Linked DNA regions of Homo sapiens: region 2 is linked to region 1. Evidence: chromatin loops called from intact Hi-C (ENCODE). Cell type or tissue: PC-9. All regions are shown on one strand. Links, peaks and the distances in the headings refer to the core of each region. The heading gives the core; the rest is flanking DNA.

Region 1 (5,392 bases), core at 276-5,275:
TTCTCAAAAGAAGACATTTATGCAGCCAAAGACACATGAAAAAATGCTCATCATCACTGGCCATCAGAGAAATGCAAATCAAAACCACAATAAGATACCATCTCACACCAGTTAGAATAGCGATCATTAACAAGTCAGGAAACAACAGGTGCTGGAAAGGATGTGGAGAAATAGGAACACTTTTACACTGTTGGTGGGACTGTAAACTAGTTCAACCAATGTGGAAGACAGTGTGGCGATTCCTCAAGGATCTAGAACTAGAAATACCATTTGACCCAGCCACGTCATTACTGGGTATATACCCAAAGGATTATAAATCATGCTGCTATAAAGACACATGCACACATATGTTTATTGCAGCACTATTCACAACAGCAAAGACTTGGAACCAACCCAAATGTCCATCAATGATAGACTGGATTAGGAAAATGTGGCACATATACACCACGGAATACTATGCAGCCATAAAAAAGGATGAGTTTGTGTCCTATGTAGGGACATGGATGAAGCTGGAAACCATCATTCTCAGCAAACTATCACAAGGACAGAAAACCAAACACCGCATGTTCTCACTCATAGGTGGGAATTGAACAATGAGAACACTTGGACACAGGAAGGGTAACATCACACACCGGGGCCTGTCGTGGGGTGGGGAGAGTAGGGAGGGATAGCATTAGGAGATATAGCTAATGTAAATGATGAGTTAATGGGTGCAGCACACCAACATGGCACATGTATACATATATAACAAACCTACACATTTTACACATGTACCCTAGAACTTAAAGTATAGTAAAAGTAAATAATAAATAAAGTTTTTATTCTAATTTATTCATTTGACGTTTTCCAAATTATAAAACCAATATCTAACTGTGGTAACAAGATAAACAATATAAAGAGGGTTTATAAAATTATTTTTATCTTTTCTCACTTAATTTCCTCTCCTACACACACATACACACCCTATACACGCACTCACCCATATACACCTGTGCATATACAGCCACATATACACACAGAAGGCTTTGGTTTCCTTTAAATAAAACATCAAAATGGCATCATATTCTCTTACCCTGGGTGTCCTTTTATTCAGTTAACAATATATTATGGCCACCCAAAAATATGTAGGAATTAACTAAACTCTGTTTTTTCTAATAAATAATATGTGAACACAAAATAACATATCCTCATATGCACACATATAATATTATATATAAATAGAACTATATTGTATTATTTTAAAAGGTAGTCATTTTCTTTATTCTTCACTCCACTGTCCTCTTATCCTTCTGTCAACCTGTACACTGCCGTATCCTCTAATCTGCATCTGCTCTGGCAAAACCAAGATAAGTAGTTAATAATTCAGGTGGATGTTTTATATCATTAATGCTCTAATCATTTAGTTATATATTAAGAGTGATGGAACAGGCCCTGGGGTGCCTGTAAAGAACAATCTTAAATACTGGAGTTGAAAATACAGGGCATTTACTTGTTTGTGGTGTTGTTTAAAAGAAAATTCAAACCTATTATAATGTAATGTGACTTGACACCTTGTTTTTGTCTCTGATCATGGAAAACTCTGAGTAAACTGTAACCGTTCTAATTCATTTCTCTTGGTGGCTGCATGATATTCCAAGGTGTGAAGTTTTGGTTTGAGAACTTTACTATTTTGAATAATGCTGTTTTAAACATTCTTCTACATCTACCCTTTCATATTTATGGGTGAGTTTCCTATGGGTTATATTACTAGATCAAAGGGAATTTTAAATTTTCATAGATTTTCCCAGATTGTTATTTCAAAGAGGTTATAGCAACACTTTCACTATCAATGCATAGAAGAATACTTTTCTGCAAATCTCTATGAAAAATGGCTAATACATTTTTAAATGTTCCAGTTGGCTGTGTATAAAATCATATAATTGTCATTTTAATTTTAATTTCCCTGTTTACTTGGAAGTCTAGGAACCTTTTCATATGTTAACAGGTCACTGGCACTTGCCCTTTTGTAAAAACTCTAGTCATATATTTTGCTCATATTTCCACCTAGTTATTTATATATTTTCCACTTTTATTACTTTTTAAGAATTCTTTTTCTATTATGGCTCAATTTTCCCAAATCTATCACTTGACTTTTACTTTATGTTGAATTCTTGCTCAGAGAGCTCATATAGTGCTCATTAGGGTCATTCACTGGTTCCTTGTTTTATCTATTTGGAGAGGTCATAGTTCCTCCTTGTTTGCTGTTGTTTCTTGTGGGTGTACATTTATGTATTTGCATTGAATGATTAGTTACTGATTCCAGTCTTTTCTGTCTGGCTTGTTTTGTTTTATAATTGGACACATTTTGTTAGAGTCTTTGTAATTTACCTGATGAATTCCTTTTCTTTTTTCCCCACTAGGTTGCTGCCTCTTTTTTGGCACTAGATGGCGCCTGAAAGCCAGCTTTGCCTGTGCTCTAGCAAACAGAACGCTGCCTGACCTGAATCGGGTGGGTCCCAAACAGATAGTATCCTGGCTGTGTGGGAAGACTGGTTCATGCGCAGAGGACCTGTGTAAAGTACTTCCTACAGGGTGATGCTGCTGAACAACCACTCTGCTTTGGCGTCTCCTTTGGCTGAGCTACAGAGCAGAGTTTCCCTGGCTGAGGATGGTAGTCCCATCTCCACATTTTGTCTCTGCCTATCCTAAGGAATATTTTTCCTTTCAGGCACTAGGAAAGCTTTGCTGTGTTGAAGCAGGGACAGATATCCTGCCAGGGAACCCAAGATGATGGGGAAACTGGCCATCTGCCATGACCTCACTTTTTCTAGTGTAGAAACCATGAGTTAGAGGCAGACTTCCCATGTGCTTGGTGCCAAGCTGACTGATGGGAGGGGCATCACAGGTATGGAAGTCCAATTCCCTTATCATTTGCTCAACGTTTTTTCACTTACTTGTGGCCCTGGAAACTGTCTCATCTTTATATTTGAATTCTGGGATAATGCTGGTGATAATCTCAGTGCTGTTTATTTGGTTTTGGTTTTTCTGTTGTGGGTGGGGGTGCGTAGTGAAGCCAGATTGATTCTGTGCTGCCATTTTGAAAACAAAAACTGACTTTAAGCTATTTGCTGTACATTTTAAGTGCTTATATTAGCCAAATCAACTACAAAAAAGTTTACTCAAGTAATTGAATAACAGTTTCCAAAAAAGAATTTTTTAAAAAAATCTTACCAACAAGATATTTGGATGTGAAATTCTAAGATAGTTCCTTGGCTTAGAGGGAACATCATGGATTCATCCCCTTTCCATTCATCCTTTTGCTCTTTCATCTAAGTGTTTTAGCTTTTTATCCTAAGCCTAAATATTGACTGTTAGACATAAGATAGCTTCTAAGATACAAACATGGTGTTTTCACATGGTTGTGTTCAAAGGTAGAAAGCAGAGGTACTGGGGCAGTGAGAAAGCTCTCTCTTTCTCTTATTTTATTTTATTTTATTTTATATTTTATTTTATTTTATTTTATTTTATTTATTTTATTTTATTTATTTTATTTTATTTTATTTTATTTTATTTATTTTATCTTATTTTTGAGTCAGAGTCTCTCTCTGCTATGCAGCCTAGAGTATAGTGGTACAATCTCAGCTCACTGCAACCTCTACCTCCTGGGTTCGAGAAATTCTTGTGCGCCTCAGCCTCCAGAGTAGCTGGGATTACATAGGTGTGTGTGCCCTCACATACGGCTATTTTTTTTTTTTTTTTTTTGAGACGGAGTCACACTCTCTCACCCAGGCTGAAGTGCAGTGGCATGATCTCGGCTCACTGCAACCTCCTCCTCCCAGGTTCCAGTGATTCTCCTGCCTCAGTCTCCTTAGTAGCTGGGACTACAGGCGTGTGCCACCACATCGGGCTATTTTTTTTTTGAATTTTTAGTAGAGACAGGGTTTCACCGTGTTGGCTAGGCTGGTCTCAAACTCCTGGCCTGAAATGATCTGCCCACCTTGGCCTCCCAAAGTGCTGGAATTACAGATGTAAGCCACCACACCCTGCCCAAGAAAGTTCTCCTTACAAAAGAAGGGAATAGCCCTTGGATGAGCCATGTGTTTTCCACAGCCAAATACATACTTTTCTTCATAGCTTCTAGATTTCTTACATTATTTAAAAGGGTTTCTTCTACCTATAGATAGTACATTTAATCTCCCAATTTTTCGTTGTCTTATGTTTTATATTTAGGTCTCTGTTCTATCTAAAATTTATTTCTTATATCATTTGGATAAAAAAATTCAAAGAAATTTAATTTTGTTTTCCTTCAGGAGTAAAGCCAGTTTTGTCTGCACTCTTTATTAAATAAACCGGCTTTCCTCACTGAAGAAAAATACCAGCATTGTCATCTATTTAATGTTTGTGTATTCTGGAGGATTTTGAGTCCTCCCTTCTCCTGGCCTGATTTTATATCATGGGCTAATTCATTATTTATTTTATTTACTTTAAAATATTTTTATTTTCATGTAAGTCAAATGTTTTCCCACCATTCTTCACTCTTTCTTGGCTGTCATCAAATGTATTGTTATATAGGAATCTTAAGCTCATTATATTCAATTTGAAAATGAACAAACCAAATGCTAATGTTATTCTGATGGGATGAAAATGCATTAAATTTATGCATCACTTTTGTGGAGATTGACATTTTAAAGATATTAACTCTTCTCATCTTAGAATATAGTCAAGGTTATCATTTGTCTTTTATGTCCTTTGTCAATTTTTTTTTTAGTTTTCTCTATTTTGGGGGGTTGATCTTAAGTTTATTTTTAAGATTTTTATAGGTCTAATTACTGTTGTGAAGGAATAGTCATATTATGAGGAAATTACATATTTCTATTTCTAAGAAAACACTTTTTTTATATTTGTTTCTTATGCAGATACCATGCCACATTTTTTCTAAGAAGCTTTTACATATAATTTGAATTTTCAAATGCACAATTTTTCCACCAATAGCCTTTATATCAATTACTTCACTTTATTAACTTATTGCATTCCCTCGAATCTCCCAATGTTGCAGTGGTAATAACAGGTATCCCTGTGTAATATCTGATTTTAATTGAAATACTTTTCTTGTTTAACAACTCAGAATAATCACTAGATATTGGATTTGGGGAAACCAATATCTTATTTATGCAGTTTCCTTCTTATTTCACTTATATTTTTGTTAGAAATGGCTATTTGATTGTCTGAAATACTTATTAGCATTTAATGGTTTAGTCATATGGTTCCCTTTAAACAAAATTATGTAATAAATGATGTTGATTGATTTCCAGATATTGAACCATCCTTGTATTCTTAAAATAAAATCTACTTAGTTTTCAATATATTTCTAGATTCTATTTGTAAATATTTTCTTTAGAATTTTTGCATCTAT
Region 2 (5,392 bases), core at 162-5,161, 49 kb after region 1:
CTAAAATAAAAGTTGAAAAAAAAAAGATTAAGTCCACTAATTTGTCAATGTGGATATGAAAGTAAGTAGCCACATGATTAAAACTCATTTCAACTTGTTTATTGCATTTATAATTGATTCTCATTATTTGCAGGTTCTGTGTTTGTGAATTCACCTACTCACAAAAATCTATTTGTAACCCCAGAATCAATACTAGCAGTGTTTTGTGTTCTTTCACGAACATGCATAGAGCAGGGACAAATTTAATCACGTCCCAGCTGAGGTAGAACAAAACCATGCTCTGCCTTCCTGGTTCAGCTCTCATATTGTAAACAAGTGGCCTTTTTTCAGTCTATTTATTGTCACCTGTTTCTGCATTTTTGTGCTTTTTGTTGTGTTTCACAGTTTAAAATGAACCCCAAGCACGGTGCTGAAGTGCTGTCTAGAGTTCCTAAGGCTGTGATGTGCCTTAGGGAGAAAATATATGTATTAGATAAGCTTCAATCACCCATAAATTACAGTGCTGTCAGCTCTAAGTTCAATGTTAATGAATCAACAATAATACTAAATGTGTCTTTAAATGGAAACACACATAAAAGAAGGTTATGTATTCATCAGTTAATGAAATTGTGACAAGGCACAGAAGAACCTGACCCTGTATTTCCCTTAGGGGGAATGGTTTAGTATTTGCAGCAATTTTATAGGATGTAACAATTGCAAATTATGAGAATTGATTGTATATTTCATATTTGATATTTTCATCATCTTCAGAAAGGATCAGATGGAAAGTTTAGAAGACATTAATATGTAGGGTTTCTTTAAAAATGAAATACTATATTATTACCATATATATTATGCTCACCATATCCTTTTCTTATGATGATTTTTAATTCCTTTTTTAAAAAATCTTTCTCCTAGTTAGAGAGACTTTTTAGTTAGTATTAATAATTATTTCTTACTATTGATAGGGTGCCACTAACAATATTTCTTAACATAAATCTCAAAGGAAAGGGGCTTTCTCAGAAGTCCTGGGAAGTTAGTTGGTGGCTGCGCCCACCTGCCCACATATGACTACTCTGCAGTGCTCCAAGAGGGGCTCATGACTTATCGGATGACAGCACAACTTCATGCCACAGAAAGAAGAGGATGCCCTTTAAAGGTAAATGCATCCAAATTCCAGCTTTACCAATTCAGGCTCATATAACCGAGAATGAGTTGTTTACCTTTCTGAGCTTTTCTGTCTCTCTTAATCTGTAAAATGAAGATACTGAAACCAACTTACCAAGGCAACCTTTTTCTTTACTAAAACCAAATCTAGAAACTCAAAATGTAGTCATGAAAGAAAAAGCTTTGTGGTAAGATAGGTGCGAAATCCAGCTGCTTTGGCATTTCCCCCAATTTTATCTTTCTGTGGGGCTGTCACACTTTTACTACCAGTGCTAGCATTGTGAGGGGTCCTCCAGTCTGGCTGTTCTCCTTAACTGATTTAAAGACCGTTACTCCCCCTTGTTTCTCTTTAGCACAACCAAGGCAGGCAGAAATCTCCCAGAGGCCTTCACTAACTATTAAGGGAGACAAAGTGTCAGGACATTGTGGAGGAAGCCCCTCTGGGGTGGTTCATTTGATGGCATCTCCCATGTGGAACAAGGCTAGAAACTAGAATGTAAAAAGTCCAGGGAAATAGAATAGGCATGCAAGGCCTGCACTATACTCTTCAAAACGGCATTTGGAGTAAGAAAGGCAGATTTTATCAGGGCAGAGTTCTACTCAGGAGTAGTTGAATCAGAAATCTGCAGTGTGTAAACCAGACTTCTGTTATTCTTTCTGTCTTTCCTATATTTGCATCCTTGCTGTTTTTATCATTTAATAAAGTCGTTTTAAAAGCAGCAACCTATAAAAAGCACAGTTCAGTTGTACTAAGGAACTCAATTTGGGATTTCTGACTACGTTTTAGCCCTAGTTTTAAAAGGTGTATAGCTAGAGATGGGATGTAAATATAGTATCAAGGGTAGAAAAACTAATGAGCAACACCCAGGATATTTGGAGAAATAGAGTTTGGTTATTTGGTCAGGCTTAATCCCCCATAGGAAGAATACCAAAGTGGTTGGCACAAGGGCTGACTATGACAATATATTAACTATGTCGTAACAAAATACCTCCAGAAGGGGCTGTTTTATATTTTGACAACTACAAACACACATGCTAAAATTAGATAATATTTTTTAAACTTTTTTATAAGAAACTTACCAAAGTTTTACTAGTAAAGGAAGAGTGATGTGCTCATTTTTAAAAATTGTATTCAGTAATTCCACTTATTCAACCCAAAGCATATCATGTAATATAATCACATAATTTTCTTATGAAATCTATAGTAGGAATAATTGCCCCTGTTTTACTGAAGGCAAAGAGATGTCATGTGTATATTTTTAAATCATGGGTAGATTTAAAACTAAGACTGGAAAGTTTTGGCTCCTATACACACTCAGTGCTAATAAAACTGGTTGGACGAATTAATGTTATTGACTGAATTTTACTGCTCCCTAAAACATGTCACATTTCATGATTTTTAGGTCTTAGAAAATCTTCTCAGAGCTCACTGCAAGACAATAAAGAAAAACACTTCTGTAAATAGTGTTAAATGACACGTGGGGCCAGCAAAATCAGGGAAAAGGGAATCATGGCCTCCAGTTTATTTCCTGATTCAAGAAATGACTCACTGTGTAACTTTGTAAATGTTGCTTAACCTTTTAGCATTCCAGTTTCTGCAGCTGAAAAACAGGGATAATATTTGTCTACCATACAATGGTAAATGCTCTGGAAATAAAAAAAAATTAATCTTGTATCAAGGGACAGTAAAGCTGGTTTTTCATGTACTTGAGATATCACTGACACATTCACAAAGCAGTTTCTGCCAAAGTTGTATGGTTAATGCTTCCAGATCACCTCCCTAAACACCACATTGTGCACTGAACTCTTTTTATCCCGCCTTGAATCAGAATTGTGATCGCCGTGGGGTGTGTTCTACATGACTGATAGGCTGCATTATGCAGGATGTATCACCCGCCCGTGCCAGAGTGCTTTCTGCCTGGTTGTCAGGGAAGACAAGAGTCAACAGAAGGAAAAAGATCCATACAGTGGGAATACACTTTCTCCCTGAATTTTGATCCTGGAATATATGACTAAAAAGACGAAAGAGCTCCTTTCATTTGCGGTCTTCCTGCCACAAGATACAACTGTTCTGTTTCCCTCATATTCTGGATACCATAATTAAGGGAAAACATCTCCGTTTCCTTTCTTATGCTTTGCTTATTATCTTCTTCCCATCCTTATACATTTTTTTTAAGGATAGTTATGTAAGATGATTGACTCAGGCTCTTTCAATATCTGTTGCTTGACATATGAATATCTTTCCCCATTATTCTCATCAGTGGCAATAATTACAGCTATTAAACTAAAGTCTCTGTGTCACTTCAAATGGCTTTCTTCTAATGTCATCTATTGCTGATATGGAGCTGTGCTTTCATGTGACAAATTCCAATATACCTTAACCAGGTAGGAACAGAATGTTATTACAGCAAAGATTTAACAAGCAGGCAGTATCAAACTACATGACTCTGTTTTTGCTAAAGTTCTCCTTCTACCAGAATCGTTATAAGATCCACACCCAAAAAAAGGGCAATGGAGCTGACACGCAGGACTGGAGAAAAACAGGACTCCAAATTGAGAAGGGGTGAGGAGGAACAGGGCTAGTTGGAAAACAACTGAGATTTTGCATTGAGAAAACAAAGCATGTTTTTCTAAATGTAAACACTTTGAGAGGAAAAAATAATGTGACTTTTCTCAAACACCATGTGTCCATTTAAACACAAAAGGACACTTTCTAACTTTGTATGGAGCTGCGATTTATTGCCACTGCTTTCAGCGCTCAGTGACTGCCCTCCTCTGTTAAGTGATAGTTGGATCTTTTTCTTTGGTTTTACTGCCCATCACTGCACATCAGAAGAGACATTAACGTTCACATTCGAGTGTCAAGTCTGGATGTCTCAGCATAAACCGTAAATCAGTATACAACTAGAAGTAAATAAAATGGGAAGGCTAGTGTGGATTGGGTATGATATCAAAATGTTTATTTACTGATACATTGTATAATCTACTCAGAACACTTAGACAAAGCTTCAAGTACAATTTTGTTCCATGTCAGCATTTTCTAGCCTGCTTTCCTTAAAACATGAGATATTATTTGCCATTGCCAAAATAGTTTCACGTTTGAGAGTTGCTGCTTACTATATACATCTCTCTCTCAGAAACTCATAATATACATTTGCCAAATTTTGCAGAAAGCAGTAATTTCTTTACTCAGTCTTCCCCAGAATTACTTAACCAAAGAAACACTCTTTATAGATTTATTTTTTGGGAGAATATCTAACAGAAGTTCTCAGACCCTAAGACACAGTTTGGAAAATACTATACTGTACTTGTATTTTCCAGCCCCTTTAATGGGGACTTGAAGTTCTGACTCTACTCTTTTATCAATGATTCCTTCGACATATTCTAAAATGTATATTTATATTTTAAACACAACTAACTTCCCTATTAGCAGAGACCTATTTTAGGTGTGACCTGGGAAAGGATTAACTGCAATTCCTTTTTCTTCTGAATCTTCCTTTAGAGAATTTGTGGGCAAGCAGCTTCCTCATTTTGGTGGTGAGCAAGCATAAGGTATTTGTTTAATTGAATCAGAGTAGACTAATGTCAGAAACTTCTGTTTCCTACAATATATTCAAAAGGGCAAAAATAAAGAGTTGGTTTGATTATTTTTTCTTTTCTTTTATGTATTCTGTTTCAAGAGCACCTGCCAACGATAAAAAGATGGACGGACAGTGAGGTGTTTTATCTGTTTATCACATGTTTATCTGCCAGTCCAAGTCCTTTGAATGCTGAACTGTTCCAACTGCACAGGTGTCTAAAGATGTGAATTAGAAATGAGTTTAGGCAGCAGATGCTGGAATGTCGTTGAACAGTTCGCTTGAAGAAAACAAAAATAAAAGTATACAAAGTTCATAATACTTTCCTTGGTGAATATTAGGATTTTTGTTTTCATTTTCTCTATGCCTTCCCCCCAATTCCACTCTCTCCCTGTTTCCATGTAATCTGAGTTTCTCTTTTTAGCTTTTCTGGTAAGTATGATTTTGCCTCCACTTTCTCAGATATCATCATAGTATCATAAAGTCTTGAAAGGCTTACTTTCATAGACATTTTTCTCCCCACAACTCAAATCTTTCCTTCCAAGGATGCATACACTTGAGTACCTGAGTGAGTCTCATGTACCTTGGAGATACTCTGTTTGAGTGCTCACATTCTCAAGTGTCGCAGTCCCCATTTTAAAGGTAGAGGATAGAAAATGGAGACTAGA

Evidence for each region. A loop is a pair of places that touch in the nucleus more often than their neighbours do. Peaks named below come from ENCODE experiments on the same cell type or tissue, not always from the same donor. Only the 100,000 strongest peaks of a DNase experiment are listed, where the experiment ranks them.
Region 2: it touches region 1 in a loop (3-fold over the local background); 2 of 110 quality-filtered maps call a loop at or near these places.

The regions. Positions count from the first base shown.
Region 1 is chr2:212,860,907-212,866,298 of GRCh38, forward strand. No RefSeq gene overlaps it. Among named protein-coding and RNA genes, the nearest start is that of MIR4776-1, 63 kb to the right of the region's middle. RefSeq lists an enhancer at 2,279-2,573. In PC-9, for the core only: CTCF peaks have their summits at 2,465 (motif pointing right) and 2,664; a DNase peak (open chromatin) is centred at 2,475.
Region 2 is chr2:212,909,925-212,915,316 of GRCh38, forward strand. No RefSeq gene overlaps it. Among named protein-coding and RNA genes, the nearest start is that of MIR4776-1, 14 kb to the right of the region's middle. In PC-9, for the core only: no CTCF peak of the experiment used is centred there; DNase peaks (open chromatin) are centred at 2,807 and 4,667; H3K4me3 peaks cover 2,174 bases; H3K27ac peaks cover 4,969 bases.